7 separate regions of the Mus musculus genome follow, and all the other regions are linked to region 2. The links are chromatin loops, found by intact Hi-C in ENCODE. Cell type or tissue: heart. All regions are shown on one strand.

Region 1 (4,000 bases), 72 kb after region 2:
GGTCATGCATCAACTGGGTTTTGCTTTCTCTCTCTCCATTATGTGGGTCCTGAGGATTGAACTTGGGTTGTCAGGATTGGTAGCAAGTAATCCATCTCATTAAGCTGCCATTATTATTATCATTATTATTATTATTATTATTATTATTATTATTATTATTATTTGGTTTTTTGAGACAGGTTTTCTCTGTGTAGCCCTGGCTGTCCTGGAACTCACTCTATAGACCAGGCTGGCCTCCATCTCAGAAATCCACCTGCCTCTGCCTCCCAAGTGCTGGTATTAAAGGTGTGTGCCACCACCGCCCTGCATTATTTTTATTATTTTTAATTGTATGTAGGGCACATGCATGTGAGTATGGGCACCTGTGGAGGCCAGAGGTGTTAACCTCCTGGAGCTGGAGTTGCAAGCAGTTAGTCAGTCATAAGCCACCTGAACTTGAAATTGACATTGGCTCCTCTATAAGAGCACTATATGTTCTTAACTGCTGAGCTATCTTTCTACACCCTGTCATGTTACAGTTACTAAAAGAAGGTTAGTAGAAAAATTTTAATTGCATTATGTGCATGCATTCCAGCTTCCTACATGCTAGCCTTGGTCTAAATCATTGTTTACACATTAGTCAGAATGAGGCCATGAAGTATCAGTCAAATCACAAATAGTTAGAATTTGAGGTAGCTATAGTCTATCAAATTACTACAAATAATTAGTAATTGTTGTAGCCAGAGACTACAACATCATTTTTCTTTTGTCAACTAATCAGTATACAACCTTGGTTTTTGGTGTTTTTGAGTGTTTATGTTTAAAGACACTTTATTTAACATATATTACTGGTTCTGTTTAATTAAACTTAAAGCCAAGCCTACACAAAACTCATCTAGTACATTTTTCTAAGGCACTGTGGCAATGCAATATTCTGAAAATATCTTTTACACTCTAGAGTCTGGGACTTTTGCTGGACCTCATAGCCAAAGTTAATACCTTAATTAAAACCTTAGCACTTAAGGCTGCTATCCTACTGTGAACTCAAACTGTTTAAACTGTCTTTAAGAGGACAATGTGCTGGGCAATGGTGGCACATGCCTTTAGTCCCAGCACTTCAGTGGCAGAGACAGGCAGATTTCTGAGTTCAAGGCCAGCCTGGTCTACAGAATAAGTTCCAGGACAGCCAGGGCTACACAGAGAAACCCTGTCTCAAAAAAAAAAAAAAAAAAAAAAACAAAACAACCAACCAAACAAAAAATGCAATGTAATAATCCTTAACTTGCCTTGGGTTTCTCAAATAATTAACATTACAACCTAAACTCATAGCTATGATCTTAGATTATGTGTACTTCCATGCCTCCTACCCAGATAATACTTGTGTATCATTTGCTGAAAGCAATAGAGGTTGAGAGAAACTTCTTAAAATCTACAACAAAGTTTGAAAGCATTGTCTAAGATATTGGTTGTTGAACAATGGTGTTTTTTTATCTGGGTGGGTTGGGATCAGGAGGACCCAGTGACTTAACGCCTTGTAAAACTGTCGAAGTTTTCTATAACTGTAACCCACATGATGTCTTCTGTACTATTCAATAAGACAGAGTACTCTTTGTTAGGTACAGACAAACACACAGCTCATACAACAGACACAGAGACACAAAAACACAGGAACAAACCTTCACAAGACAGCCTTCAAGCAGTCACAAATTCAGACAACAGAGGACGGAAGGCACAAGAAGCATGAAGTACAGAATTAAAACCTAAACTTGTGGAGCTAGAGAACTGGCTCAGGAATTGCTGCTCTTCCAGCGGTCCTGAGTTCAATTCCCAGCAACCACATGATGGCTAACAACCATCTGTAATGTGATCTAATGCTCTCTTCTGGCATGCAGGTGTACATGCAGATAGAGAACTTATACATAAAATAAATGAAAAAACAAAAACAAAAAACTCTGAGCTTGTTCTTGATTGAAGGACTCAAAGGGGAAGTGCTTTTATTTCTTTAATGTTACACTGATGATTACTGGTAATTCCAAGTTAATCATTAACGGGTATAATTCACACAAAGGACATCAAATCTAGTTTTACTTAGAAACACTAGATGGCACTTCAACTCTACCCTTAGGGCCATTTTAAACAACAAAACCACTAACACTATACATGCAATATTTTGTTAACAGGTTGCTCTTAATTAACCTCAGTTAACAATGCACAGGATCCATATGTCCATGAATAAACGTGAAAATACAAGTATTGATTTTGGAATAATATGTTACTGGTCAGATGAAATGTGCAGTACAAAACCCGTGACCAATGAAACTCAGTTGTAGTTCTAATGCTTAAAACTCCTCAAATTGTGATGTCTCCCTGCCTGTAATCCCAGCACTTGACAGACTGAGCGGTAGGAGGATGGTTGTGAGCCTGAAAGACTCAGAGGAACACCCTGCCTAAACATACAAAAGGATCCGTGAGATGGCTCATGGGTCTTTGCCATTTTGGAAGACCTGAGTGAGAACCAAAGCCCACATGCTGGAAGGAGGCCTGACTCCTGAAAGTTGCCCTTTGACATACATGCGTGCCTCACACACACACAAATACAAAAGAAAAAGAAGAGAGCTTTAGTTTCCATGTGCAATAAATCCAAACTTCATTGATGACCTTGGTGCTGTCTTCCAGTCTTCACCTTGCTGGCCAAAGTGCCTTTCAAAAGTTCATCTATACCAGTCTTCTTTCTTTTCTTTCTTTTTTTTTTTGTTTTTGTTTTTTTTTGTTGTTGTTGTTGTTTGTTTTTTGGAGACAGAGTTCTCTGTATAGCCCTGGCTGTCCTGGAACTCACTCTGTAGACCAGGCTGGCCTCGAACTAAGAAACCTGCCTGCCTCTGCCTCCCGAGGGCTGGGATTAAAGGCGTGCGCCACGACTGCCAGTCTCTTTCTTTACTTCACACCTCATCCCAACATAGCCTTTCCTACCTTCCCTACTCAGAGGCAACACTCTAATTCTGTTGGGACATCCTGTTGCTTTCCTTTGAGATGCTGGTCATTTTGTGGCTTATTTGTGTATTGTCTGTCAGAGTGGAATCTGTGTGAGGGCAGGGACAGCTGGTGTGGTTCACAGCTTCATGAAAGCCCAGGCAGCTTAGGGCAAGGGTGGTAGCTCTCCCTCAACTCTTGGGGTGCGCAGCACGCCTGGCTGGCTGGCCTGAGGGAGCGCTAGCACCACCATCTTTCTTTCGAGCCTTTCCCCCCCCCATCATAAAGGCCTGGGGAACTACCACTCGTTCGTCTCCCACCCGCAACGGGCCTCCACTGACGTCATCCAAGCTCATTGCGTGAGGCGCGAAGCCCCGCCCTAAGGCGAGAGGCCAGGAGGTTGGGCCTTTCTCCACAGCCTTGCGGTTCCCTCTGGACAGCTACGGGGCTGAGGCAGCCTTTCCTGCGGCAGCGCTTGGCCGGTGAGGGGCTGGAACTGACGGTGAGTCACCTCTGAGACTTCCAAGCGGCTTCCGAAGGGACCCCTCTCACACGCCGAGGCGGGGGCTAGGCTTCGAAACCCTCCGCCCGCGTGACCTAGCCCGCCGAGCTCCGCCCTCACCCGCCGCGCGGTGGGTGCCGGGAGCTGTAGGCTCCCGCCTCAGGGAATGCTGCGGGTGCGCCGAAAGACTACAAATTCCAGGGTCCTCTCGGTGCGGGGGCGGTGAGTGCTGCGAGTCCTCTGGTAGAGGGGCTCCTCGGAGCAGCGGGCCGGACCACTGCAGATCTCTGTCCCTCTGGCCTCAGGCTTCTGGATTTCGAGGTAAACGGGCCTGGGTTGTCGTGGTGGAGTCCGTTCCCTCCGAAACGCCACGCAAAATCAGGGCAGTTGATTTCGGCGTGGCTGCAGCTGCGGGGCTGCGAGGGCTAGCATTCCAGGGCCCCGAGCGAACTGGGCCTGCAGACAGGGGATATCAGCCAGAGAAGGGCCAGCCCACTCGGGTGATTATCACGCCTTTCTACTTTTCTGTAAGCGACGGCTGTACGAGCC
Region 2 (4,000 bases):
ACCATAGCAACCAATTCAAAGTGCAAAAAGGTTGGGGTCTCTTACCGGTCTGACCCTTGGCCTCCTGGGTCTAGCCCTGTTCACAGTTCTTTACCCTTACCCTAGTGTTTATGCTCCAAGAAGATTCAGCTCTTCCTACCCATCCCACCACAGGACCTTTGAACCTACTATTCCCCCAACCTGGACCACATCCCTCCCTCTCTGCCCCTTCACCAACTAACTCCTGTTCCTTTTTCGAAGGTGTTCAAGGAGCTGTCTAGTTGATCTCTGTGGACCAGCTTTGCCTGGCACAGCTCTCATTACCAGCCCAGCATCCCCACCCCCTCCGCCAGTCTTTACCAGTGTCCAGCCAAGGGCAAGACCAGCCCTGAGTCCACCAGCAACCCCTTGTTCTGACCAGCACAGTCAAGTCCCACAGCGGGAATCCCAGGAAACACCAGTGCTTACCTGCAATGTCCTTCTCCCCAGTCCGAGTCCCAAACTGGCTGCTCATTCGGCCTTTGTACAGAACTCCATCTACCCCCAAGATGTCCACCTCAGCCTGTGGGATGGCCCAGGTCCCAAATCAGGGTCTCCATTGCCATCCCCTTTCCTTGATGCACACAAATGCCCAGAGCCAGAGCACAGCTTCCTCAAGGTACCCAAAGATCAGAGTTTCATCTCACATCTGGGACTGGGTATGCTGGAGTCCAGCCTCTGGGAGGGGAACACAGCCAGACTCACAGTGTCATAGTTCATCAGCTCAGGGTCCCCATAAGGATAGAGTGTTGACAGGTCATGTGACTTGTGCTTCAAGGTGTTCTCATTTCGGGGCCCATCACCCCAGTCCTTCTGGAAGCCCTGACCCTCCTCATGGACTCCAAAGTTCTGGAAATGCAGATGCTGCTGTTGTTCCCTGGACAGGGCAGAAGATCAGCAGCCACATGGAGACCCCCCTCTACCACCGAGGAGACCTGCACAGGGCTCTGGATAGTATCAAGGAAGATGGGCAGAATGGCAGGCAGGCCTGGGGGGTGGTGAACCAGTACAGACATGGACAGTTCTGGGAGAGATAATCCATACTCCCTTCCCTGAACCAAGCACAGCTGGAGGCCTGCTCTGGCCTTGCCATGCACATGCACGCTCTGACCTGGCCTCCAGCCGTCAGGCACAGTGTGCGAGCCAGCATAGGTGGTCTCCTTCCTAACGCTGGTGCTGACTACCACTTAGTTGTTCACTCCACCGCCCCGGCCTCACCCCTGGCCAGAAGCTCACAACGGCCCTGGAAGCTCACATAGGCCATGGAAGGACCCCTGCCACCCAAGGATGAAGGAGATGGCATCTAGCTAGGCTAAGTGAGAAAAGCGATAGCAGGTAAGACTCCCCAGCCACTCACTGGCTGTGGTCTTGGGAAGGTCATATAGTCTGAGTCTCAGTCTCTTCAACTGTGAAGTGGGATGATAATAGAAGGTACTTTCCCAGGAAGCCCTGTGACCCAACAAAGTTTCAGCAAGGGCTCCCAGAGGCTCCTCCAATTATTCACCCACAGGAAACAAGCATGGTAACCCTGGATTCCAGGGCTCATAAGACTTAAGGAGAAGCCCTCCTATTTGCAAACGCCCTGTGCGTGCCAGAAAAACACTATCACTGAGCTATGACTCCAGCCCTTTCGTTTTTACTTTGAGGCAGGTTTTGCTCTGAAGCCTATGAAGCCCTTATGATACGTTTGCCTCCATCTTGTGAGTAGCTAGCACAGTATGCCTCTGCGACAGGGCCCAGTTAAGTTCCAGGTCACAGTAGATGCCAACACAAATGTTGGTTCCTCTCTCCCACTGCCCTATCAGCCACACCACAACCTCCCAGACGGGCATCCTGGGCCCTCATTGGTGCCTGCATTGAAGGAAAGTTTCTCCAGAGAGTGGGGTGGACATAACCCTCACCTTATCAGCTGCCGCTGCAGATACTCATAGCTGTTGGCACTGGCTGGCCTTATTCGGGACAGCCCATGGGTGTTGCGGATGGTGATCAGCTGTCTGCAGAGGCAGAGCAAACCAGAGCTGTGAGAGGTGCCCATGGCCAGCAGAGGGCCCCAGGCTCCTAGGCCTGGAGAGAGGAAGTGGAGTCCTCCCCTCCCAAACTGGATGTCTGCAGCTCACAGCCCACAAACAAAACCTGCAGGACTTCTGACAACTCGGGGAAGATAGAAACACCATTCTGGATAGAAAGTCAAAACCAAGCGAGGGGTGGTGGTGCACCTGTACAATCTCAGCACTTGGGAGACTGAGGCAGGAAGGTAGCAAGTTCAAAGTTAGCCTAAACTATTAGTACAAACTGAGTTCAAGGTTAAGGCTATCTTTGGCTATATAGAAAGGCCTTGTCTCCAGTAATAAGTCAGTAAGTAAATAGAGTTGAAAACCAAAGGAAGGGGCTCCTAGAGATGTGTTGCAGGTAGGTGTTTGCCAGGAGCTATGGGTACGTAGAGGGGAGGCACTACTCGGAAGGGGTGTGGTGAAAGGCACAGGTGTGCAAGAGCATGGCAGCTGTACGTCATGGACGCATAACTGTGGCACCTTCCTTCAGATGGCTAAGGTTGTATCCTGTGTATTTTGCCTCCAAAAGGAAACAAGGAAACTCAGAACAGCCTTCCAAGGAGCTGGGCCCGTTCCACCTCTCTGTCTGAGCTGCGTGGTTAAACACATGCAGAGGTGTCCTCACATATAGATGGAAAGCCGCGATGGTGCATGCTCACAGAGAAGTGTCCTCACATAGATGGAAAGCCGTGATGGTGCATGCTCAGAGAGGTGTCCTTACATAGATGGAAAGCCGCGATGGTGCATGCTCACAGAGAAGTGTCCTCACATATAGATGGAAAGCCGCGATGGTGCATGCTCAGAGAGAGGTGTCCTCACATATAGATGGAAAGCCGCGATGGTGCATGCTCAGAGAGAGGTGTCCTCACATATAGATGGAAAGCCGTGATGGTGCATGCTCAGAGAGGTGTCCTTACATAGATGGAAAGCCGCGATGGTGCATGCTCACAGAGAGGTGTCCTTACATATAGATGGAAAGCTGCGATGGTGCATGCTCAGAGAGAAGTGTCCTCACATATAGATGGAAAGCCGCGATGGTGCATGCTCACAGAGACATTGGTTAGCATTTTATAAAACACAGGAAGGCACCAAGGAACAAGCCTCGTGACCAGGGTTAGACCTGGACATTCATATCCTTCCAATATTTCTCCATGTTTATATAATTTCCCTTAGTCTCTGGAACAAAGCACTGACAGCGTTAAAGGTGAGAGGACAGACCTCCCCCATCTAGGGAACCACAGAGGTGGAACAGGCGGTGGTGGCTATAGAATGGTGTAGACGGATGGGTATATACATGGGCAGGTGTGTACATTTGCATATGGGACAGCTTTATGTGCTTGAGGCCTGCAGGCCGGTGTCAGGGTGTTTACAGGTGACTACAGTAGAAAAGCACACCCGGGACCTGCACTGTATGCTGGACCCTGCAAACCTGGAAGGTGCCCTCTGGCGGCAGTACTCACGGGCCAGTCATCATCTCTACGGGCCTGTCGCAGGAGATGCACTTTACCCTCTCGAACAATTTCCTGGAGGACAAGGAGGTCAGTGGCCAGGGGTTAACAGGGCCCTGGGCAGGGAGTGAGGTGAGCTTAAAGTCCCTTAATCCCCTTTGTCTGTGCCTGTGGCCCCGGGACAGAGCGCTTTGGTTTCCCATCAGACTGGCATATCACATCTATTTTTTTAAAAATGCCCTTGGCGGAGGGAGGTATGTGTAACCCGATGGCAAGCCTGCCTGCCTGGGGACAGGAATCACTGGGCCTCATTGTCCAGATAGGTCTGCCAATTGTGTAGGCTTGTCCTGGTTCCCTTCCCCTCTCTGAGCCTCAGTTTCCTCATCTGAAGAGAAGGCTAGAAGCGCTGTGCTCCATCCCTCCCTCCCTGCCCCCATCCCCATGTCTGAGATCTAGAATTCTAGGCTTTCCTCTGTTGGCAGC
Region 3 (4,000 bases), 51 kb before region 2:
CTGAAGCTGGTGGAAAAGGATGGTGGCTGGAGGAGGGAAAGTTAGTCTGTGGCAAGGGTCTCCATGCAGGCACCCTAGCCTGTGCTGGCAGGTTCTTGAGGGTCCTAATGGGCTGGCCTTTTTCTAGAACATTCTGCCTTACCACTGCCTGCTCCAGTTCCCAGGCTACAGGGTGGTGGCCAGGATGGCACTTACCTTCTCAAAGGCAGCCAGGAGCACATGAGCGTGGCCAGTCACTTCCACAACTAAAGCAGTGAGATAAGAGAGGGAGGCCAATGAGAGGTCATGGCTGGGACTTTCTCCCTTTCCCTACAGCATTGGCACAGCCCTGAGTCCACTCCAGTCTTTGCTCTCATCTCAGACTCCACTTCCCACGTTGTTGCACGGCTAAGAGCTGTATGTGTATTATGGCAGACACCCTGTTCCCAGAAGAGGAGGTCCTCTGATGACTCAGGGAGAAGGAAGCCACTTCCTCCCCATAGGTCCTACACACTTGAAAATGAAGATGAGGAAAGACCAAGGATGCTCACCATCCCCTTCGTCCACCACAGCCTGGATGACTACTGGAAACACACCCCGGTCCAGGTCAAAGTTCAGCTAAGGAAAGGAAGCAAATATGGTCAGGTCCATAGACATCAGGTGGTGAGTTGGTCAGCCTGAGCTGCAGCAGACAGACGGGATCAAGGACATTCAGTGCCTTGAACAACATAGACCTCATAGCTCCTGAATGGCTCTCCAAACTGAGATCCACCTCTTCAGTCCCTGACGACCTCTCACATGCTTTCCATAGCTGAGGGGGTGCCTGCTCTACACAGTTCCTACGATGGACCATTTAGTGTCTATCTCTTTATGCCTACCTTTTTCATTGAGCATGCTTTCCAAGTTCAGCCACAATTCCATTCCTTTTTTATGCTGCAGAGTTATTCTAGGTGGTGGGTAAGCCACATTGTATTTGCCTGTGTCTAAGTTGTTGATCAATGGGCAGTTTTAACATGAACACTGTGAACAGTGCTATCATCCAGTCTCCTGTTTTGGGTGAAATTTTATTATGTAATTGCTTGATGAAAAGCATCCAGTTTAGCCGGGTGTGGTGGCGCTCGTCTTTAATCCCAGCACTCAGAAGGCAGAGGCAGACGGATTTCTGAGTTCGGGGCCAGCCTGGTCTACAGAGTGAGTTCCAGGACAGCCAGGGCTATACAAAGAAACTCTGTCTTGAAAAACCAAAAAAAAAAGAAGAAGAAGAAGGAGGAGGAAGAAGAGGAGGAGGAGAAGGAAAGAAGAAAGAAGAATAGAGAAGAAGAGAGAAGAAAGAAGAAGAAAGAAAGAGAGAAAGAAAGAGAGAGAGGGAGAGAGAGAGAGAGAGAGAGAGAGAGAGAGAGAGAGAGAGAGAGAAAGCGTCCAGGTCAAGCCCCACCAGAGATGGAATGAGAGCAACAGTGAGCTACAGAGACCACTTGGTCCATGCTTCCCTTTCTAGGCCAGCAGCTGCCTTCTCCCAGATATGGTTCCATCCTCGCCCACCCCAAGACGGCAGCCTGGGATGGAACAGGTCCCAATCTCTCCACAAAAGCCTACTGTCCTGGAACCCCTGGCCCTCACCCTGCACCGGAGAGCAGAGCAGGACTCAGGGATTCACCTGATCCATACCTGTGGGCCATCCCAGGAAACACTCTCAGCTCCTGCTTGTTCCTGTCACAAAGCTTTACAGCCTACCCAGTCTCCAGAACCCTCTTGGTATCTCAGGGGAGCACACGCATTTCCATGTATTCTCACTAAGGAGTTACACAATTCCTTTTGTGTTTGGAAGCAGGATACAGGCAATAGAGGGGGTAGCAGCAGATGGCCATGTGGGCAGTCACAGCATCAGGTTGGGCAGGGACACTGGAACCACTGGAACCATCATCACCCAGGACAGCATTTCCCACAAATTGGGACATAAGAAAGCAAATGACCTTCCTGGGTTACTGCCTTGCTCTGAAATGTGGTCTTGTGTAAGCCTGCACCACTCAGAGAAGCCACTCCAGAATGCTCCTGCTGATGCTGATGTTGGCAGTTTGCTGCCCTCACAAGGTCATAAACTAAGACCAAGGAGAGCCTCTCATACAGGAACTGCTTGTTTAGGTGTTAGTCAGGTAAGCTAGCTACAAGAGCAGAGCTCCACCCACCCCCATGCAAGGCTGGAAGCAGACCAGCAGCAAGCCTGGGTGCACTGGGCTCTCTTGTGCTCCGAGCGGTCTCCAAGCATTCATTCTCTTCTCAGCTACACTCCGCATCCTGGAAGGAGGCAGCTGGGCTGGGTGAACTCCGCACAGAACCAGACAGAACCAGTGGCTGTGGTCCTGTCCTCCCCTCGCTCCATCGCATTCCCATTCTTGCAGAGCTCCCTCTGAGTAGCCCAGGAAAGTGACAGTGGAAGGGGAAACATTCCCACCACCAGAGGGAGCCAGAGGACGCTGCTTGTTTTTTTTATTTTCACATTATATGTGCGTGGGTGTTTGACCTGCAAGTACGTCTGTGCACCACTCGAGTTCCCCAGGGTTACCTCATCATCCTTCCACTCGGAGAAGTCAATCTTGAAAGAAGGCAGGGAGAACTGCTGGCTAACGCCTCTCTTGTAGTGGACGGTCTCAGATTGCAGAGAAGGGTTCTTACAGCTGTACCTGAGAGCAGCAAAGCAGCCACCTGACTCCTGTGGAGCCATGGGCCCCCCACCCAACCTCCCACCTCCTCTGGTACTCCTCTGAACTGGCAGCCATTTGTTCTATAGGGATTGAAAGCTTCAACCATCCCAGATAGAAACAGGAAGCAGCCAAGTGGCCTCCCTCCCACTGCCAGCTCTGCTCACCCGGAGGCTGCCCAGCCATACTAAGTGGCTATTTCTTCCAGGGCCCATGCCAGCCTGATATCTCTGCTGCCTTCTAGTTGGGAAGAACATGCCCACTAGGTGTTTGGTGCATTCGCTTTTTCTGAATGATCACAGTGCAGCACACCCTGTACCAACCCTTCTTCATAGCTGCTTGCTTCTCTTCTCAGGCATTTCCACATAGTGTGAGGCCTTCGCTTCAATGTGAGTCACGTTATGAAATGTCCTGCCCTCCTCCTGAGTATAATGTTTCCTGAACCTCCATGCTGGTGCACTGAAGCTTTGCTCTAGTGACTCAGAGACTAGCTTCCTTCCTGTCTTGCTAGTTCCCGCAATGCTTCAAAGACCAGCCTTCTCCTTATGCAAAAGCGCATCTCATACCTCAGGCTGACCACTAGGAAACGGAGAGCTGAGCTAGTATCCCCATTCATGAATACAAGCCATGGCCCTCGCTGTTCCCACCCTGACCCATGCTTACTGCCCCAGGGCTTCTCTGGGTCTCTAGGACAAAGGCCACACTCAGAGCCAGGGAAACTGGGTGACGTCCCTGCTGTCCTGACTGTCAGTGCCAGTGTGGGAGGGAGCCCCACAGGGAGGTCCAGCCTGGATGTGGTGAAAAGGCCAGCCCAAGACAGGAATCTCAGTACTCTAGCCTTTAATTATATGCTGTGGGACCCCAGAACCACAGAAAGTTAAGGGGGCAGGAAAGGAACAGGAGGGCTTCCTGTCCTGCAGCTCAGGACACAGAATTCCTGCTGGCTGTGTTGAGTCCCAAGCACAGCACCTCAGGCCTGGAGCCTCCTCTTTCTCTGACTTGGTGATCTGGTGATGGTGTCAGGCAAGCCAGTTAACTGGAAGGCAAACAGGCCTCACGCAGGTCTCAGAAAAACGTCTACCAGGACAGAATCTCTGAGAAGCCATGTTTAGCTGGCCATCTATCTAGCCCATCTGGTGGCAGCAGGACCCTGTTCTTACATATCTCATAGAACAAAACAGAACTGTTGATCTGGATGGGCTGGGGTGGGCGCCCACTGCACTGAGGTCCCGCCCACTGCACTGAGGTCCCGCCCACTGCACTGAGGTCCCGCCCACTGCACTGAGGTCCCGCCCACTGCACTGAGGCCCTCACCTCCTCTG
Region 4 (4,000 bases), 280 kb before region 2:
CATCTCCTCTTTTTGTTTCTATGTAGCCCAGGATGGCTTTGAACTCCTGATCCTCCTGCTTCAGCCTTTGAATGTAAGGATCATAGCACATATCCTCATTCTAGAGCTTGTATTTTATCTGCTCGGCAGGGTTTCAAGAGTCATGACAGGTGGGAGGGGGTGGTCAGGCAAAGAAGTCAGGACAGCTGAAAAGTTCAGTAAAATTTCTCCGTTTCATAGCCTGAAATGTCCTCTTTCTTTCCCACCATTGACCTCCAGTCACAAGAGGAGCCCAAGAACCAGGGGTCACTCACCGCCATGACCAGCTCGAATGGATACTTGTATACTCGGACAGGAGACTGATATTTTTGCACCATGTTCCAACTCAGAAGTCACCAGGACAGAGAGAGCACAGAAGCTGGAAATGAAGAGTTACTGGTGAGGTGGCAGCTCCTTTCACACAAAGCATGAGCACTGTCAGGCAGCCCCGACCCTCAAAGTAAGAAACTGATAGGATTATCAGCTAACCCGGGCCAGGTACCTGTCCACTACCCAGCTCCCCAACCCACACTCAGCCCTCTGAGAGCAAGCAGCACTTCATGCTGTCTCCCCATCCCCACTCTTTCAGAGGCACCCTCAATGCCACCCACTCAAGCAGGCACACACATTTACATTCCCACGATTGTCCTCGCACATTCTCCCCGTGACTTGCTGTGGACATCCTGCCCTATGCCCAACCCCCAGTGTTTTTGTGCCTGCCCTTTCATTTTCCTCCATAATAGCCTGACACGTGCACCTTTCTGTACGGTTCACCTGCATCCCACTCCCACACAGGACAGTCCTTGTACACGCAGCATAGAACTTTGCACAGGCACTCAGCTTTCTGCAGCAACTCCACACACGCGCACTCTATCCCCCCAGGTGCACACTAATGGGCACCCACACAAAGCTATTCGAATACACATACATGCGCAGGCTCCGCTGCTCCGCTCACCCTCAGAACTGCTGAAAACACAGCACAGTGCTCTGGCACCTGCTTGACCTGGGAGCTGAGCTCGCCAAATCACCAGGAGGCGCCTTGCCCGGACCGCAGAACTCAGGAGCTCAATAGCCTCTTGTCAATCCTACACAAACAGTGGCCTGTAGGGCAGAAGAGGGACCAGAGCGGTGACAGACATGCCCAGCCTGGACCGCTCCAGGACCCGGGACAGAGGGAGAGCCTGAACTGGCCTGGCACCACCCCCACAAGATTATCTTGTTCCCTGATTGGTTTGGTCCCAACCCCGCCCCGGCCAGACTCGCCCCGCGTCTTAAGCCTGCCCCTCATTTTTATTCATCCCTCTCTTGGTCACGCCTTCAGCCCTACCTTTGCTCCCTATTGGCCATGGCTCGAGAAGACCCCACCCGTGTTGACCCTGTTCACACTCACCCAGACTCAACAAAGGCTCCGCCCCCAACCCAGTCTCTGTACCCATGAGCACCCAGCCCTGAGGACGCGACCCCCCAACCCCCGTTCATTTGCACCTGCCCAGAGTTACAGAGCGCGACTTCCCTAGTCCACAACTACCTCGTTCTGAGTAACCTCTTCTTGAACCTACTGCACCTGAACTTTTTTTTTTTTTTTCCGGTTCGGTTTGAGGCGAAATCCACACTGAAGACCAGTCGAGGCTATATTACCCCAACCTCCGGATTACAGATGTGCTCCACCATGTCCGGCTGACCCCTGGCCTTGATCTCATTCTCCACCTGACCTCGCCTCGAAGGCTGCAGGGGTCTAGCTTAAACCCTTCTGTATGCATTGTTTATTCACTCTTCACACCTTTACAGAGCGTCCACTAAAAGTCGGGCTGTCCGACGTTAAATAAATTAGGCAGGCTGGAGAGACAGCTCAGCAGATAAAAGCAGGTACTAGTCTTCAGGAGGAGCGGAGTTCGACTCGCAGCACCCAGGTCAAGAGGCTCACAAAGTCCTGTAACCCCAGCTCCAGGGGGACCACCACTCAACTACACATAAATATATACATAATCTAAGATAACAAAAGTAAATCTTAAAAAATAAATAAGGTAATGCGCATTATTTGGTAATGTAGACATGGAGAAAATTGCAGAGGAGAAGATAATCAGGAAAAGAGTCACCCTAGGCTTTTGTCCCTTCTAACTTCAGCCGCATGCAAACCCTGCCAGTCTTCCCAGGGTGCCCAGGGAACAGCTTCACTCCCATCAGCCCTCCCTTCTCTCAACCTAGCAATTCACCGTGCAAGAGCAACGGAAATGGCCCTGATATTGTTGCCATCTTCTTAGCATCCTAGGTAAGATGTAATCAGACCTCGCAGACAGCACGTGCTAAAGCGCTATCTAGGTTATAAAGTAGAAATAGGAGTCGAAATTCCCAGTGTCAACACAAGGTGGCAGCAAAAGATAACCTAAGTAGCCACAGGCTATTGTTCTGTCCCAGGTCTCCGTATTTGATTCATTGAGGGGACTTTAGTGGTCTCCCCAGGATCAGCACAGTGACTTAACACTGTCATCTGGTGTTTTCCCAATACCACACTTAAGCCACAATCTTCTCTGCTCCAAACCTTAGGGAAGATGTGACTGTGCTAGAAGAGTGGGTAACATGTTGGATACAGGGAAGTCTGAGGAAAGAGAGGTGCCTGTGCGTGGACAGAGCACTGCACTCCAGCGCCAGGGACACAAATTAATAATATCACTACCACCTATAGGGTTGCAGTTCCCTTTAGCTCCTTGGGTAATTTCTCTAGCTCCTCCATTGGGGGCCGTGTGACCCATCCAATAGCTGACTGTGATCATCCACTTCTGTGTTTGCTAACCAGTACCCGGGAGCTCTTGTCTCTAGCTGCATATGTATCAGAAGATGGCCTAGTTGGCCAGCACTGCAAAGAGAGGCCCATTGGACTTGCAAACTTTATATGCCCCAGTACAGGGGAACGCCAGGGCCAAAAAGGGGGAGTGGGTGGGTAGGGGAGTGGGGGTGGGTATGGGGGACTTTTGGGATAGCATTGAAAATGTAAACGAGGAAAATACCTAATTAAAAAAAAAGTAATATGGGAGGTGAGGGAAAATGACAGGAAGTAGTCTTCTTCAAGAAAGAGTCCTCCCAGTTGGTTAGCCAATAGTAAGTGGTCAGCCCTGTAACTACATACATATATGTAGCATTATTTGGACTGAACATATTGTATTTTATATTTATAACTATTAAATAAATGAATATTAAATTATAAAAAATAATAATAATATCACTACCGCCACACACGTACATATTGTTCCATACACTCTGCTAAAACCTTTCAAATATAAATGCACTTAATCCCCAAACAGCTGCTGTCGGGAAGAAAGGGCTTGGAACTTGAGGGAGCTGGTGCAGGCAGAACACTGCAAATGCATTAAATGTCACCAAGTGGTCTACAGAAAGATGGCTGACTGTGTGTTCTATAAATTTCACCTCATCTCAAACAATAACTGGAGAGTTGGTAGTGTTGCGCGGCTCCCGTGAAGTTCTGGGTTCCACCCTCAGCACCACATGTAGCCCACCTGGAATATCAGCCCTCAGAGATGGAAGCAGGAGGATCAAAGTTCAAGGTCATCCTCAGACAGACAGAGCAAGTTTGAGGTTAGCGTGGGCTACATGAGACTGCCCCAAAAGTAAGTAAGTAACTAAGTAGCAGTTGGAGAGATGGGTCATTGGTTAAGAGTGCTTACTGCTCCTGCAGAAGACCCAAGTTAAATTCCCAGCGGCTACCCTGAGTGGCTCACACCTGCCTTTAACTCCGCACCAGGCAGGCTACCCAGTGCTCCTTCCCTTCCAAGGGTACCCACACACATTGCAAACACTCACATGAACGGGTAGAAGTAAATAAAACAATAATGAATCTTTAAAATAAATAAGTAGCTGGGCGGTGTTGGCGCACACCTTTAGTCCCAGCATTTGGGAGGCAGAGGCAGGCAGATTTCTGAGTTCGAAGCCAGCCTGGTCTACAAAGTGAGTTCCAGGACATCCAGGG
Region 5 (4,000 bases), 180 kb after region 2:
AGGGGACAGTTCTGTAATGCATCCAGCAGCAAATGCATTCAAATATCTCCAGCACAATGACTAAGACTATGAACTGAAAAACAAAAACAAAAAAACAAAAAACAACAGCAACAACAAAAAGTTGGAGCTCCTACTGCTCAAATCTCAGGCTCTGTTGTACACGCTATAGCAATGTCATTAATCTTATAGTGCCCAGGCTAGTCTCAAACTTGTGGGCTCAAGCCAGCCTCCCACTCACTCTTGAAAATTTCTAAGAATACAGATAGGCACCACTGAGCCCTGCAAGAATCATTTTTATTGGAGCTAGAGAGAAGGATCAGCAGGTAAGAGCTCTTGCTGTGCTTCCAGAGAACCTACCTTTGATAGTCTACCATAAGGAAACTTTGTCATAAGTTTCTGCTGTTACTAGGAAACTTTCTAATGCCAAGACTGATTACATATTCTCTTATGTTCTGTGTCCCTGGAAATCAATCACTATAGAAGTCGGTAGAACTGTTTTGTATAGTTACCCACAATAAGCTTGGACCTGAACCAACCACCCAGCAGCACTTCCTGCACCTGCGTATGAGCTTTTATGGTATAAGCTGCCCCTGAGATGGACTCCAACATAAGAGAGCACCTGCACCAATATAAGAAACTATTTGGAGTAAGACTTCCATTTAGAGTAGGAGTCTAGTAAAGTTTAAGTTCCCAAGACCTCCTTAGGAACTGACATCCTACTTGGCAGAAAAAGACATCCTGGTTAGCAAGTAAAGACATGAATGTTAGACAAAGCCCATCCTGGTTGACAAGTTAGGACATGAATATTATTAGACAAGGCAAGTCCCCTGCCTGCCACAGTTGACTACCCCAACCAATGGGAGCAGGATAAGTGTACAACAAAGACATGTTCCTAAGGAAATCTTCCTGTCTTTAAATCCCGATTGATGAAATAACTTGGCACAAATGTTTGTAGATCTTGGGCTTAAAAGCCCTGTAGGATCTTAGTTCAGGGTAGTGGCTCAGTTCTGAAATCCTGACCATGGCCCTGGTCGACCAATCCTGGAGCATATGATCAATAAACCATCCTGGTCTGACCGAGATCAATGTCTGTGTGATTTGTGAGGCAATTCCTGGACCCCAACATTGTGTGCACACAGATGAGTAGGCAGGGATAGACAGGTGAACAAAAGTAAATGTCCCAGCAGTCAAGAGTACTTGTTTCTCCTTATTTTCGAAGAAGACCCAAGTCTGATTCCCAGCACCCATGTGGCAGTTTAAGACACTTCACAAGGCCAGGGGATCCAACAAGTCTAACCAAGAGCAAGCATAATTACCCACTGAGCCATTTTCCCAACCCTGCCTTCTTTCTCCCTTTTCTTTTCTTTTCTTTCTTTTTTCTTTTTCTTTTTTTTCTTTTTGGGCAGGTTCTCACTATATAGTCCCGAACTATGTAAACCAAGCTGACCTTGAACTTCTGATCTTCCTCCTGAATGCTGGGACTATAGGACTATGTCACTGTGCTGGGGATGGCACCCAGGGCTTCATACATGCCTGGCAAACACTCTACCAACTGAGCTACAATCCACAGCTAAAATCATTTTTAAGGGAAAATTGATGCTCACAGATATTGAGAATAAAGCTATATATCACTTGGTCATTATCATCATACACTCTAGTATGAAAAAAATTGCATTATAAAATGTGTATTTTTGGCTGGGCAGTGATGGTGCACATCTTTAGTCCCAGGACTTGGGAGGAAGAGGCAGGGGGATTTCTGAGTTTGAGGCCAGCCTGGTCTACAGAGTGAATTCTAGGACAGCCAGGACTACACAGAGAAACCCTGTCTCAAAATAAATAAATAAATAAATAAACAAAAATAAAATAAAATAAAAATAAAACTCAAAACAAAGGGGTAGAAAGGGAGGGAAGGGGAGACAAGAGGTGGGAGGGAGGGAGGGAGAGAGAGAGAGATTGAGAGAGAGAAAGATTGAGTCTCAGTGGTTCTTATCTTTTATGGGTCGCGGGGATTATTCCCAGTTTTAGTCTAGTTAATTCTGTCCTGCTATTTCTCAGGTCATTGTAAAACCTCAGGGACCAGTATTGCAAGTCTAATCCTGCAGCAATTGAAGTGTGGTTCCTTCGGTAGGACAGCTGCGGCTCACATGACCTCCGACCAGTGCAGTAGTCCCCCAGGCATCAGGGCGTGACTTCTCAGGTCGTCCTGGCCTCTGAAGAAGGCGGGGCTGAAGGCCGTCGCGCTGAAGAAGGGTGACGTGGGGGCGTGCCTAGGCAGGCCGCAGGAGCTTCCGATTGGTTGTCATCAATAAGGGCGTGGCACCAGGCTGCAGGCTGCTGAGGCGGCAGGCTGCAAGAGTCCAGGGCGGCTTCTCTTCATTCACCTAGTACCTGACGACCCTCGTTCTCCAGCCTGAGCTTGCTCTGTCCCAGCTGCCATGAGTCGCTTCAAGGTGTCCAAGTTTCGGCATATGGAGGCCCGGCCGTCCCGCCGAGAGGTGAGCCCGGCCAGTGGACCCCACTCCCTGGCTTCTGGTCCCGGAGGACTGCCATTCCCAGTGCCTGCCTGTGCAGTGCACACTCTGGGTTGTGAAGACCCTCACCCCACCTCGCCCCATCTGTCCACCCGGAACTTCTCCCTTTAGATGAACCCTAGAGTTCAGGCCGCCCCTTCACTGCTCAGAGGACAGAGTCCGGAGGTCTGATGACGCGCCCTAGTAGTTGGGTGATCCCGGAGGTCGGCCTGGCCGGTTCGCCTCCCCCTGTTACCCCAGGAGGCCTCGCAGCACTCCCAGACGCGAACAGGCCTCTGTTTCCGGTCGGCCTTGCTGGGAACCTGGCTGGGAAACTGTCGACGCCGGTCTCCCCCTTCCAGCAGTCTAGGATCACCCCTGCTCCGGGCCGGCCGGGCTGTGGGAGAGATGCATCTCTTTCTTGTGGTCTCAGTGAGAGGGAAGGTATCATCTGGAGAGGGAGCCCCTGGGGCCAGGCAGGCTTCCTCCCTCGAGTTTCTGCCACTCTTCCTTGTCTACTGGTGCAAGCTCTTCCTTTACTGGGGTGATGATACTAGCGGTTGTTGGGGCCTGGAGAAGCCTAGAGCAGGTGGATCCCAGATGGAGTGTCAAGAAGGACACTCCACTCGGTGAGGCACTGGCCTTTCTCCCCCTGTGTTATTTGGACCTCTAGTGTCCCAAAGCAAGTTAGGACAACCGTGCTCCATTTTCATTCTCTGGACAGTTAGCCTTTCTGTACCTATTGTGTGCTGCTCAGCTCTCTAAAACAGTGAACATTGTGACATTTCCCCTTCTCTGTGGAACTTAACAGCCTCTGGTCAGCAAGCACAATATAAATCCACTGAAGAATCAGAACACCCGGGGGTATGTGGTGGGCTGTGATGTAAAGAAGTGAAGTAGAGTTGAACGTAATAGTATTGTGGAGGACAGTGCCCAGGTGGGTGGATTTCAACAGAGGCCAGAAGGGTGAGAAGAAAAAAAGCCAGTAAAGAAAAAGAAAGTGGCCGGGCGGTGGTGGTGCAGGCCTTTAATCCTAGCACTTGGCAGGCAGATTTCTGAGTTCGAGGCCAGCCTGGTCTACAGAGTGAGTTCCAGGGCAGCCAGGGCTACACAGAGAATCCCTGACTCGAAAAACCAAAAAAAGAAAAAAGAAAAAAAGAAAGTGAACCCAGGGTGGACAGAGGCCATTAGCCAGGCAAAGCTGGTGACAGATGAGTTACAGGGCAGCCCTTCAGAGGAAGAAGTTGAGTTTTGTTATGAGTATAGTATGGCGCCATTGAAAGCTTGAGAGGAAGTACACAGTGCTTAGATTTGGATGCAGACTATTACTAAGAGTGCAGTAATGATTAGTGGACGGATCTGGAGAGACCTTCAGGGCTCTGTGGCTTCTCTCTGTATGGACCTCCTTCTAGTAAGTTAATCAGACAGGCCCACAGAACCGGGGGCCTCAGGAGTGCTTGTTACTGAGGCAAGAAGGATTGCAGATCTGT
Region 6 (4,000 bases), 99 kb after region 2:
AGAAGTCATCAGAGGCCATCCCTAAACTAAGAAGACTCAGAATTTACACTCTACAGATGACCCATGGAGAAGCTAGAGCCCAGATACACCTGATGAGGACTGCAAACCAGCTGAACATCAAACCAGAAAAGTGAACACTATCCTGCATGTCTTAGTGAGAGCTCAAGTGACTGCTACTAAGGACTTGAGTGCCCACAGCTATCCTCTCCCAACACTGAGGTACTAGGGACAGAAATGGTTTCTGTAAGATCAGCCCTACCTGAGACTTATAAAACCTACTTATTCTACTTCCCAATGACTTTGGCTCTATACTAAGTAATATTTTTTATATCAATATTTGCTACAAAACGAGGAAACTACCCATTCCTCAACCCTGACATCCTGTAGTGAGACAGAGGGAAATAGGTCTATTTCAGACCTTTCAGATGCTGGGGGTTTGCCCTTTCCAGCACTAGTTATGGGCCTCAAGCCAGGCCTCCTGGGAACCATGCTCCCTGATGGCTAACTGGTTCCCTCACCTTTTTCTAGGGCATGTAGGAGCTTATTTGTCATGATACCAATAGCCTCTCAAGAAATCTCTGGCTTTGACTCTACTGCTAAAAGAATCAAACTCATGCATCCATGGATCAGGTTCCATGATCAGTGCTCAGTAATACCTGCATGTTATATTCAAAGGCTTTATTGGCCTCCTCCACAATCCTCTCTTTGGTCTTCAAATTCAGGTCCAAGGCATTCATTCTAGCGCGGTAGAACTGCTTGAATTGCTGGGCATTGTCCACATGCTCAAACAGGTAGAATTGGGTCCCTTCCCCAGTGCTGGGAAGTTTTAGTGCCCTCTGGGCAACCTTCTTCAGTACCTGGCCTCCTGAAAGGTCCCCCATGTAACGAGTATAAGCATGGGCCACCAGCAGCTCTGGCTCATTTTGCCCTACATAGTGAATCCGATCCACATACTTCTGGGCAGCCTCAGAGCACTTCACCTGCTCCTCCCAGTTTTCACCAAAGAAATACTTCATGTCCTTGATCAGTGCTGCCTTCCGGTGTAGCTCCGTGGGGAAATATAAGGGGGCGAAGGCTGGGTGGTCCTTGTTGCGGTCCATTTCCTCCTCAAGGGCTGAGTATGTGAAGTAAAGTGCAGTGGTGGCCAGCTGTGAGTGTGATGGAAGATTGTGGAAGAGAGCTATAAGCCAAGCCAGCAACTCTAGAACCCACCATGTTTTTATTTTTTTAAGATTATATATATATACATTTTCTCTCTTTCTCTCTCTCACACACACACACACACACACATGAATGAATGAATGAATGAATGAATGAATAGGGGCTTTATCTACATGCCAGAAGAGGGCATCAGATCTCACTACAGATGGCTATGAACCACCATGTGGTTGCTGGGAATTGAACTTAGGACCTCTGGAAGAGCAGACAGTGCTTTTAACCTCTGAGCCATCTCTCCAGTACCCCCAACCACCACCATCACCACGTTTTAAGAATGGTTCAAGACAAGCCACTTGCCCAGTTCCTAAAGACCCAACTGTGACCCTTTTAAAATATATTTAACTACTTTAATACACCTAGGAAGCTTCTAGTGAATATTTGCAAATATATTTTTGTTACTCCATTTATGATAGGATAGCCATGGCTTAACACTAGGAAATCAAATATATGGCTGGGCATGGTGGCACATACCTTTCATCCCCAGTACTCAGAAAGGTAAGGATGAAGAACCAGGGTTAGGGCCTATATGGACTATGTAGCCAGACTATCTCCAAGAAAAAGTAGCAGAGACCCAGCAGCTTCTTTCTTAGAGTGGTTACAGGGCAACTTCCTCAGCTGATTAAAGCCACCCCACCTCCCACCCCTTATTAAAGTTAGAACCCAACCCCATCTGACTGAGGGACACAAACCTTAAATAGCTCCTTCTTAATGTTTCCTTTCAAGAAGTCTTTGACAAACTGGGTATTTTCTGCTCGGTCATGTGCTTCCTTGGTCCCTTCCTTCAGGAGCTCAGAAAGGTCTGCCATTCTGTGGGGGATGAACTTTGAGTGAGACAGTAGCCCTTTCCAGTTCTCCAGAAAGGACTAAAGGGCAAAAGACAGTTTAGGTCCAAGATAGAGACTGGAAGTAGGAGCTGCTCAGACACTATTTCAGTCCAGCATGAGTAACTGAGCTGAGAACAGGGCGAGATATGACAATCTGGCACAAAAACTCAGTGGACATGAAGTTTACTATGGTCTCCACAAAAGTGCCTGGATTGGTATCTGTTAGTCAGCACCCAAATGAACGATGCTTTGCTTCTGTAGCCACCTAGTGGCTGAAGAACCAAAACTTACAATCTATCCAGGAAAGAGCTGCCTTTCCTGTGGCTGGGCCTAGGTGTGGGAAGATAGCTGAGAGGCAGAGATCTTAGTTGGCTTCTCTATATCTCTCTCTCTCTCTCTCTCTCTCTCTCTCTCTCTCTCTCTCTCTCTCTGTCTCTCTCTGTCTCTCTCTGTCTCTGTCTGTCTGTCTCTCCTTTCCTCCTCCCTCTCTCCCTTCCTCCCTTTTCTTTTATCTTTGAGACAGGGTTTCTGTGTAACTCTGACTGTCCTGGAACTCATTCTGTAGACCAGGAAGGCCTTGAACTCAGAGATCCACTGCGTCCACCAGTTTTATATTTAACAGAATTACTCAGGATAAAGTTACATCAACAAATGGATATGGAAGAAAAGTATCATCATAAGTACAATGGAACCTAGGAAGGACGACTGTGAATCTATAAACTCCATCTGTTAGCATGAGAAAATTTTGGTTTTCTTGTGGTCTAGTCTCTGCACACTAATTTTTTTAGATCATTTTGTATCACCCCATGTCCTAATAACTGGTTTATTAGCAAATATAGTAAGATATAAGAAATAACTTAGCCAGTGACAGGACTCTACTGAGAAGCTAAGAACAATGCGCAGCAGGGGCTAGTATCCAAACATCTATACAGCTCAGTGCTGATGAGCATTTCCTAGTACATACTGAATCAGGCACACTGACAGGACAGGTGCGGAGGCCTCCTGAGATGCAGCAGCCAGTTGCTTTCACTCACTTGGTATGGTTTTCCTTTTCTGGTGCCATAGAGTTCTTCTCTGACTCATCTACCCCCTCCGAGGTCTCCACCTCTGAAGACATTGTGGCTGAGTAGTTTGTGCTGCCCTCACTCTGGTCCTGTAGAAACACAAGGAATTTATGACTGAGTAACCTTTTCTGATGTAAGCCAACATAACAGAGACAGCCCTGCACCTGAAAGCTCTGCCATTACGGGGAGCATTTCAGAATATGGACAAATCTGAAGATGGACAGTGGGTTATAATAATGCTTTGTTCTTAGGTAATACACACTGGCATTCAGAAGTAAATGGGATGCTATCTGCAACTACTGTCAGCACTTACGATGTATGTATGGATGTGAAACAAGAAGGCAAAAGTGTTGACAGTCTGGCTAAAAGGGATACAGAAGTTCTTCACTAGGCTTATCTTTTTTCTGCATGTTTGAACTTATACATAAATAAAAGGCTACCAAAGACATAAAAGAAAGCTACATTTTTTAAAAAAAAGATAAAAGCTTCAGGAGCTCTCAGCTTCGTAAGCAATGCAAAGCTTCCATTTTACTAGTTTTCCTGTGTGGGCTGCCAGATGAAAGGAATGAGAACAGAGTATTGACAAGAATTTAGTTAAGCCAGGCTGTGCCTAACAGCTCCACTGTAGAATAGAACAACTCAACAATCCTGAGTACCTTCAAATAAGTCACCTAGCAAACTGTCCCAGGTGTGTGGAATAATAAACTAGCTGATTAATTCCCACGCCTACTTCAAGGCTGAGCTTTCATCAGCAAGAAAAGTACAATCCCATAACATGATAGCATCATCCTCCATCCCTGGAGACTATTCTACTCTAGCAGTATATAAAGGGGGCGCCCATGGAGAACTTTCTAGATGAGCAGTGTGACACAATAGCACCAACTAAGAAAGGCA
Region 7 (4,000 bases), 140 kb after region 2:
TAAGCACATGCATTTTTTTTAAAGCAAGGGTCACTATCTTACAGAGCATAACCATCCATGCATAGTGATATATGCTTATAATACCAGTATTCTGGAGACAGAGGCAAGAGACTCCAATATTTGAGACCAGCTGGGCAATATAATAAGACCCTGTCTCAAAAAACAAACCATGGGCTGGCTAGAGAGATGGCTCAGCGGTTAAGAGCACTGACTGTTCTTCCAGAGGTCCTGAATTCAATTCCCAGCAACCACATGGCGGCTCACAACCATCTGCAATGGGATCTGACGTCCTCTTCTGGTGTGTCTGAATATACATAATACAGTGAATATACAGTGCACTCATATACATAAAGTAAATAAATAAATCTTTCAAAACAAACCAAAACCAAAACAAAACAAAACCCACACATCAGGTGTCAAAAAGTTGGTGAATCTCTGTGAGTTCAAGACCAGCCTAGTCTACCTAGTGAGTTTCAGGACAGCAAGGACTATATAGAAGAGATTCTGTCCCAAAACAAAAAACAAAACAAAACAAACAAAACTGTTCTTCCAGTGGACTGAGTCTGATGTGTAGCACCCACTCCAGTGGCTGGGGGACATCTGTAACTCTTCACACTATGGCCTCTGCAGGCAAAATGAACTTATATGTAGACCTGCCCACACACATACATACACAAAACTAAAAATGATAAAAATAAATTAAAAAATAAACACATCAAAAACAAACGATTCCCTGAGGTATCTGAAAAGCTAGGTTTACAGGAAACTAAATTAATCTGGTGGTGTTTTTGGCTTCCACAGGAGCTGCAGTATTCACAGCTTGTTGGTTAACTAATTCATCAACAGTCATTTGCCTGTCTTAGTGCAGGCACTTCTTCCAGAGCTATTAGCAACCAAGCAACGAAATACATGCTCTAATTTATGCTCTGGAGAAGATGCTAAGGAGAAATTTGATATGAGACAAACTAAGGACTGGAAAATGGATGGTGCACTCAGCAATAACTTTTCAGAGAATTTATATGGCACATCCAAGTGTGAGCTGAATAGAAATCTCACTTGTCTTTAAAAAGAGCCTGGTGGTGGTGGCGGCGGTGCAAGCCTTTAATCCCAGCACCCTGAGGCAGAGGCAGTCGGATCTCTGTGAGTTTGAGGCCAGCCTGTTCCATACAGTTCCAGGACAACCAGGGATACACAAAGAAACCCTGCCTCAAAAAAAGAAAAAAAAATAAATAATTTACAGTTCCTACAAAAGTTAATTAGACATACAAAGGAGTCCCACAGATAGCTTTCAGAGGGTTAAGAGCCTTTAGGTGACAGCCAATGTGTGCAAATGAAGATAGATGCTCATGTATTTATTAAAATAGTAAACAAGTCAACCAGGTGTGGCACCAGTACTGGAAAGGCAGAGCCTGGTCTACATATCAACTTCCAGGCCAGATGACTACATCGTGGGACATCGATAATACCAATAACAACAATAATAAATAGCAATCCTAATAATAAATAATACCAAAAGCATTTTATGAGTATAGGTCAATGTTTTACGGAATGTAGATATAATCAGCCAAGCATGGTAATTCATACCTCTAATCCCAGCACTCGGAAGGCTGAGACAGGTATTATGTCTAGCAGAAACCCCACCTCCCGCTCTCAAGCCAGACACAACGCCACGTGCACTTAGGCAAAAAACGGACTTGCACACTTGTGCCAGTGTGCTCACTCGGGCGCTTAAACCCAGAAGCAGCAGGAGCGTGAAGGGAGGAACCATCAGGCCATGGAGCACGGGGGAGGGCAGGTTGAGTGAGCAAGAGAAGGGCCAGGACCAGGACCTCAGGCGCCCCCCTGGAAGCGTGGCAACTGGCAGGTCACACACTGGCGCGGTCTGAACGGGCTCTGTTAGGGTAGAAGGGTTCCAGTAGGGGCTGGCGGCTTGCACAGAATTGCATCCCCCCTTTTTAGTGGACTCTGCTGTAGGCCTGCAGATCCCGCCAAAGCCCATTCTCGGACCCTTGTTTTAGCCTTTTGTCACCCGAGTTGTGGTCTGGGGACTTGGTACTGGGTATTGCCAGACAGAATCTCGGGACGCGTTCAGGGACCGGACGTCTCAGGGTAGAGATTCTGCCCTTCGCCAACTCTGCCACCCCAGGCCTCTTTGGATCACGCTCTTTGGGCTCTGGACCCCATGGCTGATAGGAAACTGGTGGTGGTTTTTGGAGCCACAGGTGAGCGAGCCGGTCCTCCGGACCTTTGTTTGTAGGAAGAACGGCTGTGGTTCTCATACATATGTGTGGTTGGGGGCGGCAAAACCTGAAATTGTAAAACCTGAAAAGCCTTACGTCCGGGATGTCCCACTCATAGAGACGCAGAGACAGAGATCGATGCAAAACGCAAGAGGTTTATTGATCCAGCATGCTGGGGGCGTCCTGAAATCGGGATGGAAGCGACCCCGAGTAGCTAAAGCACACACCTTTTATACATTTTTTAGAGCAGTTCTCAGTCACAGTTTAGGGCTGGTAGTTTATCATTGGTTAACCCTTAAACGCATTAAGGGGGCAGACTAAAGGACCGGAGACATTGTGTGGGCTTTTTTAAACAACCAGAGGACCATCTCGTAGCGAGTAAACTTAAGGACGGGAGGCCAATTCTGGGAAAAGAACATCTTGACATTTACTTAACTTTTTACAACAGTGGTCATTTTGAGCTACCACAAATCTTACAAAAGCAGGTTGGTTTTGAATATATATATGCAACTAAATATATATGATCAAGCGTGGAGTCGCACACCTTTGATCCGAGAACTCCTAAAACAGAGGCAGGAAGCCGGGCGAGGTAGCGCTCACCTTTAATCCCAGCACTCAGGAGGCAGAGGCAGGTGGATTTCTGAGTTCAAGGCCAGCCTGGTCTACAAAGTAAGTGCCAGGACAGCCAGGGCTACACAGAGAAACCCTGCCTCAAATAAACAAGAAACGAAACCAACACGATTCATTCTCCCATCTCCCTTCCATTAACCTGTCAACCACTAATTTACTTGGGGTTTACCCTGTTGACTTTCATGCAAATGGAATCACACTTGTGTCCTTTGGTGACTGTCTTCTGTCAGTTCAAGATTAATCTACAATTTTTTTTTTTTTTGATGTACTGCTTGTGAGTGCACATGTGAAGGTCCAGGTGGTCACACTTGGCTGCAAGCCTCTTGCCTCCTGAGCCAGCTCACTGGCCCACAACTACATTTCTAGCTAGCAGCACGTGTATATCCATGTCCTTTATATTTTTATGTTTTATTTAATACTTTTTTTTTGAGACAGGGTTTCTCTGTGTAGCCCTGGCTGTCCTGGAACTCACTCTGTAGACCAGGCTGGCTTCAGACTCACAGAGAGCCACCTGCCTTTGCTCCTCAAGTGCTGGGATTAAAGATGTGCCACCACTGCCCTTAAAGAATGGCTCTTAATGGAGATGAGGCTTCTTTGGGGATGAGGACACAAGGTGGCAGAGTTAGATAAAACTGGCTTCACAATTTAGTGATTACATTAAAAGAGTTTTATTATACATTTTATTCCTTTGTTGTTATTGTGTGTATGGTGCTTGGGATTGAACTTAGGGTCTCATAACATTCTAGGCAAACACTACCATCAGACTACACCATCAGCTCTTATTTTTTTATTTTATTTTTTATTATTTTTGGTTTTTTCGAAACAGGGTTTCTCTGTATAGCCCTGGCTGTCCTAGAACTTACTCTGTAGACCAGGCTGGCCTCGAACTCAGAAATCCACCTGCCTCTGCCTCCCAAGTGCTGGGATCAAAGGCGTGCGTCACCACCGCCCGGCTCACCATCATCTCTTAAATTATACATTTTAAAAATTTTTTATTTATTTTTATTTATATAAGTACAGTGTAGCTGTCTTCAGACACATCAGAAGAGGGCTTCAGATCCTATTACAGATGGTTGTGAGCCACCATGTGGATGCTGGTAATTGAACTCAGGACCTCTGGAAGAGCAGTC

The links. A loop is a pair of places that touch in the nucleus more often than their neighbours do. Peaks named below come from ENCODE experiments on the same cell type or tissue, not always from the same donor. Only the 100,000 strongest peaks of a DNase experiment are listed, where the experiment ranks them.
Region 1: a loop joins it to region 2, with 2.5 times the contacts of the local background. A loop is called at or near these places in 2 of 42 quality-filtered maps.
Region 3: a loop joins it to region 2, with 5 times the contacts of the local background. A loop is called at or near these places in 18 of 42 quality-filtered maps.
Region 4: a loop joins it to region 2, with 4 times the contacts of the local background. A loop is called at or near these places in 2 of 42 quality-filtered maps.
Region 5: it touches region 2 in a loop (2.3-fold over the local background); 11 of 42 quality-filtered maps call a loop at or near these places.
Region 6: a loop joins it to region 2, with 4 times the contacts of the local background. A loop is called at or near these places in 19 of 42 quality-filtered maps.
Region 7: a loop joins it to region 2, with 2.4 times the contacts of the local background. A loop is called at or near these places in 5 of 42 quality-filtered maps.

The regions. Positions count from the first base shown.
Region 1 is chr16:4,789,603-4,793,602 of GRCm38, reverse strand. Cdip1 (cell death inducing Trp53 target 1) reads left to right here and starts at 3,662. Exons shown (of 6, transcript NM_025670.5): 1 at 3,662-3,772. In heart, a CTCF peak has its summit at 2,079 (motif pointing right); DNase peaks (open chromatin) are centred at 3,322 and 3,412; H3K4me3 peaks cover 1,157 bases; H3K27ac peaks cover 1,147 bases.
Region 2 is chr16:4,861,115-4,865,114 of GRCm38, reverse strand. It overlaps 4930562C15Rik (RIKEN cDNA 4930562C15 gene), which reads right to left. Exons shown (of 16, transcript NM_030192.1): 11 at 3,530-3,592; 12 at 1,920-2,012; 13 at 724-895; 14 at 448-541. Among named protein-coding and RNA genes, the nearest start is that of Gm36513, 2.1 kb to the right of the region's middle. In heart, CTCF peaks have their summits at 2,051 (motif pointing right) and 3,522 (motif pointing left); DNase peaks (open chromatin) are centred at 1,074, 2,034 and 3,518; H3K27ac peaks cover 202 bases.
Region 3 is chr16:4,912,350-4,916,349 of GRCm38, reverse strand. Mgrn1 (mahogunin, ring finger 1) reads right to left here. Exons shown (of 17, transcript NM_029657.4): 5 at 2,543-2,660; 6 at 531-597; 7 at 196-245. Among named protein-coding and RNA genes, the nearest start is that of Nudt16l1, 25 kb to the left of the region's middle. In heart, CTCF peaks have their summits at 2,438 (motif pointing right) and 3,293; DNase peaks (open chromatin) are centred at 219, 2,449 and 3,159; H3K4me3 peaks cover 670 bases; H3K27ac peaks cover 1,613 bases.
Region 4 is chr16:5,144,142-5,148,141 of GRCm38, reverse strand. Sec14l5 (SEC14-like lipid binding 5) reads right to left here and starts at 1,033. Exons shown (of 16, transcript NM_001127725.1): 1 at 1,013-1,033; 2 at 294-397. The coding sequence starts at 356. In heart, a CTCF peak has its summit at 2,365 (motif pointing right); DNase peaks (open chromatin) are centred at 1,391 and 2,351; H3K4me3 peaks cover 1,393 bases; H3K27me3 peaks cover 1,005 bases.
Region 5 is chr16:4,678,047-4,682,046 of GRCm38, reverse strand. It overlaps Coro7 (coronin 7), which reads left to right and starts at 2,327. Exons shown (of 28, transcript NM_030205.4): 1 at 2,327-2,495. The coding sequence starts at 2,436. In heart, no CTCF peak of the experiment used is centred here; DNase peaks (open chromatin) are centred at 2,256 and 2,806; H3K4me3 peaks cover 1,634 bases; H3K27ac peaks cover 1,545 bases.
Region 6 is chr16:4,761,754-4,765,753 of GRCm38, reverse strand. Hmox2 (heme oxygenase 2) reads right to left here. Exons shown (of 6, transcript NM_001136066.2): 2 at 3,077-3,195; 3 at 1,908-2,025; 4 at 657-1,148. The coding sequence starts at 3,159. Cdip1 (cell death inducing Trp53 target 1) reads left to right here. Exons shown (of 6, transcript NM_025670.5): 6 at 1-293. Among named protein-coding and RNA genes, the nearest start is that of Cdip1, 26 kb to the left of the region's middle. In heart, a CTCF peak has its summit at 2,303 (motif pointing left); no DNase peak of the experiment used is centred here.
Region 7 is chr16:4,717,117-4,721,116 of GRCm38, reverse strand. It overlaps Nmral1 (NmrA-like family domain containing 1), which reads left to right and starts at 1,761. Exons shown (of 5, transcript NM_001290761.1): 1 at 1,761-2,222. The coding sequence starts at 2,183. In heart, a CTCF peak has its summit at 1,917; a DNase peak (open chromatin) is centred at 1,846; H3K4me3 peaks cover 2,071 bases; H3K27ac peaks cover 1,314 bases.